Linked DNA regions of Mus musculus: all the other regions are linked to region 2. A link is a loop called in an ENCODE intact Hi-C map of the cell type or tissue named here. Cell type or tissue: gastrocnemius. All regions are shown on one strand. Region 1 has its middle 26 kb from the start of 1110028F18Rik. Region 2 overlaps Cdh1 (cadherin 1). Region 3 has its middle 18 kb from the start of Zfp90.

The links. A loop is a pair of places that touch in the nucleus more often than their neighbours do. Peaks named below come from ENCODE experiments on the same cell type or tissue, not always from the same donor. Only the 100,000 strongest peaks of a DNase experiment are listed, where the experiment ranks them.
Region 1: a loop joins it to region 2, with 10 times the contacts of the local background. A loop is called at or near these places in 34 of 42 quality-filtered maps.
Region 3: a loop joins it to region 2, with 14 times the contacts of the local background. A loop is called at or near these places in 19 of 42 quality-filtered maps.

What each region holds. Positions count from the first base shown.
Region 1 is chr8:106,559,849-106,562,348 of GRCm38, forward strand. No RefSeq gene overlaps it. Among named protein-coding and RNA genes, the nearest start is that of 1110028F18Rik, 26 kb to the right of the region's middle. In gastrocnemius, a CTCF peak has its summit at 1,404 (motif pointing right); a DNase peak (open chromatin) is centred at 1,447; H3K27ac peaks cover 591 bases.
Region 2 is chr8:106,646,426-106,648,925 of GRCm38, forward strand. All of the region lies in intron 2 of Cdh1 (cadherin 1), which reads left to right. Among named protein-coding and RNA genes, the nearest start is that of Tango6, 35 kb to the right of the region's middle. In gastrocnemius, no CTCF peak of the experiment used is centred here; a DNase peak (open chromatin) is centred at 1,178.
Region 3 is chr8:106,431,761-106,434,260 of GRCm38, forward strand. No RefSeq gene overlaps it. Among named protein-coding and RNA genes, the nearest start is that of Zfp90, 18 kb to the left of the region's middle. In gastrocnemius, a CTCF peak has its summit at 1,385 (motif pointing right); a DNase peak (open chromatin) is centred at 1,397; H3K4me3 peaks cover 394 bases.

The sequences.
Region 1 (2,500 bases), 87 kb before region 2:
AGTATTCCTGGTGAGTGATAATTGCACCCGCTTGCACACACATACACAACTAATGGGATGGCATGCTAACAAGGACTGCCTGGGTATCTGGCTGATCTTTTTGTAGTTTATCAGCTGTGTGTGCCCTCCAACGTTTACCCGGTGTGTTGCAATCATGTTTTGTGTCACGTTTGCACAATAGTGTGGGGGCCCCTCCGTTGTCTCCATCAATCCCAATTTGGTATTGCTCTGCCCCCGCCACCATCTGTGAACATAAGTCCTAAGGGTTTGTTTTGTTTCTAACGTCAAACGGTCCAGGGCATCTGCTTTGTGGAGGCTTCAAAGCTGCCTCCAGGTCAGCTGATACTGATTGAGATCAGGGCTCTCTGGAGTCGAAGGCTCAACCTGGAATGGCTAGTTGGTACTGAGAATGCCTGTCAGATCTTCTCAAATCTGTCCCCAGGCTTCTAAAAAGCCCAAAAGAAAAGAAAAAGTGACTCTCTAAGGATGCCTGAACCAAAGATCCCAAAGTGAGAGTTCAAAGCCAGCCTCCAGCTTCCTGGTGAACCGGTTTCAAAACAACAGCAAAACAAACCCACACCCAGCCCCCTTGAGCTTTCTTTTGAGAAAGATCTCTGGATTCCCTGAGTCCTATCTCCTCAGCCCCCTCCTCCCACACTCTCCTTACAAACACCCCTCACCCCAAGTGAGGTCATCCATCCTAGTAGCAGGCCTTTTGACTTTGTGGCTGACCTAAGCAGTCTTTCCTGGGGTTTTCCCCTCCATTAAGGTGTAGGTAACTCTGCATACCCAGTCATTGTGTGGCCTGAAGAAGGGGTTTAAGAATATGGCCAGAAGTCCAGTCAGGGCAGGGACTGTCTGAGAGGTCAGCTAGGTGACAGGCCACCACTGACAGTTGGAGCAGCCCCCTCACCAGCGTTCCATCCTTTATGTGTCTAGTTTGACTCACTGGGGAACTCCGTGGATCACCTGCTCACAAAGAAGGCAGAGCCTTCCTTCCCACCTTCAGCTTTCTTTTTTGCTTTGTTTTGTTTGAGACGGGGAGGGGATTCTCTGTGTAGCCCTGGCTGTATTAGAGCTCACTCTGTAGACCAGGTTGGCCTCGAACTCAGAGACATCTACTTGCTTCTGCCTCCCCAGTGCAAGATTAAAGGTGTAAGCTGCCACTGTTGGTCAGAGACCAAATTCAGATCCTGCCCTTCTGAATGAGGCCTTGGGCAAATTGCTTCCGCTCTCTGAAGGATGCCTAGCACGGGAGGGCTGTTTAAGATGACCGTTGGCCCTACTGATGTAGGAGGTTGATGGGAGTGACGGCATCCCATACACATCCGTATACAGGGATCCTCCGCGGAAGGTGAGCTTCCATGGGAAGACTGCCCAAAGGAACGGAACGTCCCCTTCCTTCCCAGCAGAGGGCGCCATTCTCCCAAACCACAGCTGGGGCTGGCCTTTGCAGCCTGGCTTGGCAGGGTGGGGCCACAGGAAGGGAGGGCACATGCCACAGGGCCACTGGCTGTGGCATACCTTACATGGAAGTCTGCCTGCGAAGACAGCTCCGCCTGCACAGAACACATGCTCGGTAAATACTTGTTGAGTCAGTGGATGAAAAAGCTCTCTTGATGATGGGGATGGTGTCTGAACGGACGCTGCTTGATGAGCCACGACCCTTACCAAAGAGCTGCTTATGGTCTGGTCTCTCAACGAGCTTTTTATGTCTTCCTTTTAAAAAGGAATTGAGAGCCAGAGCGACGGCTCAGTGGTTAAGAGCACGTATTGCTCTTGCAAGAGGCCCCAAATTCAATTCCCAGCATGGTGACTCACAAGCATAACTCCAGTTCCAAGGGATTCAAAGCTCTCTTCTGACTTACATGGGCACCCGGTGTGCACACAGTGCACAAACATACATGCTGGCAAAACATCTGTACACGTACAATAATAAAATGAGTAAGTTTAGAACAAAGTCAAGAAAAGGAAATGGAGAGAGTTAGGAGAAGTGCTGGGCTGGGTGTGGTGGCACACCAGGGTGCGTACCTGTAATCTCAGCATTTAAGAGGAAGGCTGAAAGGAATTGAGAGTTCCAGATCAGCCTGATCTACACAGGTAGATACCTGGAGAGACAGAGTGACAAGGATGGGCCTTTATGTTTTCTTTGAGGACACCTGAGGTGTCCCAGGCTGTTCCAATCTGAACTCTCTATGTAGCTTCACCCGCTGTTCTCCTGTTTCTGCCTCCCAAATGCTAACCTAACAGGAATATACCACCACGCCTAGTTTATGAAGTGTGTAATTGAACGTAATCCTTCATGAGTGGCAAGCAAGCATTCTACCAACCGAGGTATCTCCGTCCGAAGACCTCTTTTTATCCTGAGATTCAAACCTCTGCCAGACACGACAGTAAATGCACTTAATGCTGACATCCAGGGGGCAGAGACAGGCAGAACTCTCTGAGTTCTAGACCAGCCTGGGCTACATAGCCAGTTCCAGGACAGCCAGAACTACAT
Region 2 (2,500 bases):
AATTAAGAGACAGATGCTCAGGGGTCTTAATTCCCATGGGGACCAGTGCATAGCACAGCTGGTTAAGGAAAGGTGTCCCACTGGGTGAGGTTGACTTAGTCCCTTGGCAGCTTTCTTTATTCAGTACCTTCCCCTGGGGAAACATCAATGCACACCCAGCTCCTTGGGCTGATCTTGGTGTTCTCAGAGTTCTGCATAGCTGAGCCCGGTGGAAGACAACTTCTAGAACCTTCCTGGAGCCAGCAAGCCCCTCCAACTTTCCCTTATTTCTCAGCCCAGAGGATCTGGTTTTACAGAAAGATAATGAGCCTTAACCAGCACCTGGAAATTCAGGTCGGGCCTCTCTTGTCATACTTACAAGGTGTCACTTCTCCAAGGGTGAGGCCGAGTCGCCATTAAGAGGTGCCTTGAGCAGGTTAATTGCCTCGCACCAGGTTATTTACCAAGCCTCTCAGCTCTCTTTTGCTACCACCCTTGGCAGGTCCAGTCATGTTCCTGTTGGTTTTTCACTGGCTAGATTTGTGCGGGCTGGAGAAAGGAATCAAGGCCAGCTCCTGTTCCCTGCTTATGTGACAGGCCCCCAAAGATGACTCAGATGCCCCTCCCCCTCACCCCAGTACCTGTGCTGCAGGTTGAGAGGGTTTCTTTAAGAGCACCTTTAAATGTTCCTAATCTGGACTTTAAAAGTGCTAACTGGGAACTAGGGGAGACGGCTGAGCCTGTAAGGTGCTTGCTATGCCCTGAAGAAAGTCTGCCACTCTCAGTGTAGGACTTGTAATCTCAGTATGCACGGGCAGATACCAGATGGAGTCCTGGTGCTTGCTGGCTAGCCAGCCTGTCTTACTTGTTGAGTTCCAGGCCAATGAGAGACTCTAGTCTTACAAAACAAGGTGGATAGCATCGACTGCACAGACAGACAGACAGACTCAGTCTCTCTCTCTTTTCCTACATATCCATTCTTCCCATAAGAAAGGATAGTTGCTTCAAGTTTAGACAGATCCTCCTGTGACTGTTATCTCTCATTTGCCTTTTGCTCCAAAGTGTGTATTTTTGCCAGTCAGACTGGTGGTGCCTGCACCCTCCCTCTTCTTGCTCACTGAAACAACATTCATATCTATTTTCTCTGTCAAGTACAGGGGCTTTTGGCTTCTGAGATGTTTACAAGGGTGACCCCTGGTGGAAGAAATGAGCACTGTAGCACAGGCATCTCCTCCTGGGGCAGAAAGTGTTCCGTCCACCTGAATGTAAGAGGCAGGGGAGTAGGGATTTTCATAAGAGAATGCTTAGGCAAAGTAGAAGTTCCGTTGTGGGGAGTGATGGGCAATTGTTTGAAAGTTTGGAAAGTAAGCTAACTTCTGAGATTTGTTGTGAATTCATTCAAATGTGCCCTCTGAGATTTTTTTCTATTACACTTCTCTTTGTGTATACACACACACATACATACACACACACACACACACACACACACACACCCCTTATGCCCATGAGCACAGAACGTCCCATATGGTATGCCTGAGGAAGTCTGAGGATAGCTCACAAGTCAGTTCTCTTAGCTGGGTAGTGCTAGTACACACCTTTAATCCTAGCACTTGAGGCAGAGGCAGAGGCAGGAGGATCTCTGAGTTCAAGGCCAGTCTGGTCTATAGAGTGAGTTCCAGGATGGTCAGGGCTACACAGAGCCCAGTCTTGAAACCCCACTTCCCAACCCCCCTATACACAGTTAGTTCTCTTATCATTTGAGTGAGTTCTTTCACTGTGGGGTTCCAGGAGTGGAACTCAGGATTGGCTGTAAGCATGCTTGCCTGCTGAGCCATCTAGGTGCCTTGGGTTTATAAGGCAGGGTTTCCTACAGCCTCAGATTTGCTTACCTCTGGAAATGTAACCAGTGTTCCTTGCCCCCATACCTGTTTTGTTTGTGTGTGGTGTATGTGTGTGGGTGGGTCTGATGTTTGCATAAGTGCAGGTACAGATGTGCCATGGAGGGGTATAAAGGTCAGAGGCCAACTTTGGGACTCTTCTGTTCCGTCTTGCTTTGAGGCAGGGTCTCTTGTCTCTGCAGACTTGGCTGCATACACTGAGCTAGCTGGCCCATGAGCTTCTGGGTGAATCTCCCATCTTGCTGCAGGAGCGCCAGGCTTATAGAGGCACATTACCACATCTTGCTCTACCTGAGTTCAGGGGTCCGAACTTTGGTCACCATGCCGCGCTGCAAGCACTCTGACCCGATGAGACATTTCCCGGTCTGGTTTCATATTAAGTATCTCTTTTGCTTTCACTCTGAAAATGAAAGATTTGCTTTATAGACAAGATACTCATTGACGACTAAGTGAAGAAAACCAGCCAACCAATCAAACAAACAAAAAACCACCCAGACTCCAAATGTCAGTTGCCCTGTATTTGGGAAGAATTTAACGATGAGGCCAAGGCTCTCCGGGTAGGGTTGTTCATTGCCAGTTTGTTGAGTTAGTGTATATTTTGTATGATGTGCTAGATGAATCAG
Region 3 (2,500 bases), 210 kb before region 2:
CATCTGTGAACAGATGAGGTTCTCTCGTCGTGGTTTTTGCCTATTAATGGCATCGTTTCTTTCTTCCCCTTTCTGCTCCAGGCCTCAGTCTGAGCTGCGTACCCAGTCCAGCACCTCCTAGGGGTGCGCTTGGCATTTATGAACAGAAATGGCTGCTTAGAACTTTCCTGGTTCTCTTTCATTGACTTTATTTTTTTAAAGATTTATTTATTTATTTTATGTATATGAGTACACACTGTAGCTGTACAGATGGTTGTGAGCCTTCATCTGGTTGTTGGGAATTGAATTTAGGACCTCTGCTCGCTCAGTCCCTGCTCGGTCCAACCCAAAGATTTATTTATTTTATGTAAGTACACTGTAGCTGTTTTCGGACGCACCAGAAGAGGGCGTCAGATCACGTTACCGGTGGTTGTGAGCCACCATGTGGTTGCTGGGATTTGAACTCAGGATCTTGGAAAGAGCAATCAGTGCTCTTACCTGCTGAACCATCTCGCCAGCCCATCTTTACTTTTTAAAAAAGTTTATGTGTATGAGTGCTTGGTCTGCACCTATTGTCCCCAGCACCTGTGCAACACGGTGTGCCCCGCTCCCCAGTGCCTGCACAGGCTAAAAGCAGGCGTCAGATCACCCTCTTCAAGGGTTGCAGATAGTTGTGAGCCACCATGTGGGTGCTGGGAATGGAGTCTCCATCCACTGAAAGAGCAGCCAATACTCTTAGCTGCTGAGCCATTTCTCCAGACCCCAACATTCTCAGTTCTCACTCACCGAATACTCCTGGCTCTCCGAATGGTCTGAGGCAAATTCCCACATACTCAGTCAATTTCCTCTGCTTTTGACTGGGACTATTAGTGGGCCACGTGGGGCTCACAGGTGCATGATATGTGGCTCTGTTTAGCACCTGTAGATGCTTCTTGCCATTGATTTGTCATTTAGAAGCAGGTGGACCTAGAGTTAAGACACTGCCTAGCTGTGCTATTGTCTCCCACCTTCATCCTGTAAGATGGAATTGCCACAGCTCCACCTAGTAGGGCTAATTAAGAGGATTAAATGAGAATACTCGCAAAGTACTCTGCAGGGGGTCAAAGTGCTTTTTTAAGTCCCCAGGGTTAGGACAAGCGCAGAGGGGCACACCTGGGCTGCAGAGGTTGAAATAGGAGGGTTAGTCATCCTAACTACATCATGAGCTTGAGGCCAGCCTGGGCTACATGACGGCTTGGCTCAAAAAAAAAAAAACCAGCCAAACAAAACTTAAATAAAGGAGTAATTACTCGTGTGAACCTCAAGAGAACATGGTACAATTTTGGAGGTGCTGACTGGCTGAACTTTCTCTGAGCGCAGCATCCACTTCTGGCTGCAGTGACGTGTGCCTTCCTTGTGACCACCAGGGGGCGCTGGCGCACTGCTGAGGATTCGGGAGCCTCCCGCAGAGGCAAATTGCAAGAGCTGTGCTTGTCTAACATCCTCCGGGATTTTGTTTTCTTTTGTTTTTTCCTTCTTATATCCCTTCCCTCCTATAACTGACGCTGGAATTTCTCCCACCGTCATAAGCTCAGCCGCCCTCAGCAGCTTCCATCCCACGCCAGAGAGGAAGAGACAAGCACCCGGCAAATCTCCTTCAGCCCCATAAGCAAAAAAAAAAAAAAAAAAAGAGCGAGGTACACTTCGGCCACAAGCCCTTAACACTTGGTGTTTTCCATACCTGGAACGTTTTCCCCCAAAATGAATGGTCTCCTCCCTCGTCTTCAAGACTTTGGTCAAATCCCAGCCATTCAGCAAAGCCCGCCTCTAACTCTTTCCGCCAACACCACTCTGATTTCTTCCCCTAAAACTTGTTACCAGGCATGATAGTACTCACCGTTTAGCACTTAGGAGCCAGAGAGAGGTGGATCTCTGTGAGTTCAAGGTTAGCTAATAAGGGTGACATAGTGAGCCCTTATTTCAGAACAGAAAAAACAAAACAAAAAAAGCTTACAAAATATTGTCACCTTCTGATATGTCATAGTTCAGGGTTCACTCATGATGGTTGGCAGACAATGTGACTGGTGAGAGGCTTCAGTTCTTAGCCAAATGGGTCCCTGCACACAGCTGCCTCTTGCCAGTGACAGCTGGCTTTCCTCAGAATGGTGAGTTAGAAACATACACAACACCCAAGAGAAAAGCTGCTCTCTTTTCATTGCCTGGTTACAAGTAGGATGTACCTGTCTGTGGCAGACAGAATTTCACATACCCTTCCCATCAAAGAAGTGCCTGACTTAATTGCCACAACTTGTAAAGGGAGCTTGGGGGTGGGGGGCGTTGCTAAGGGAAGGGTTTTGAGATGGGAAGCTTGGTCTAGGCAGCACAAGTGAGTCCAGTGTTATGAGGATCCTTCTAAGGGCATGGCGGGGTGGGGCGGGGTGGGGCAGGAGAATGAGGGTGACAGGCGTGAGGATGCAAAGGGAAGTTGGAGCAAGGCATTTGGAAGACAGCCTCCTGATTAGCTGGATAAGCCAAGGAAACA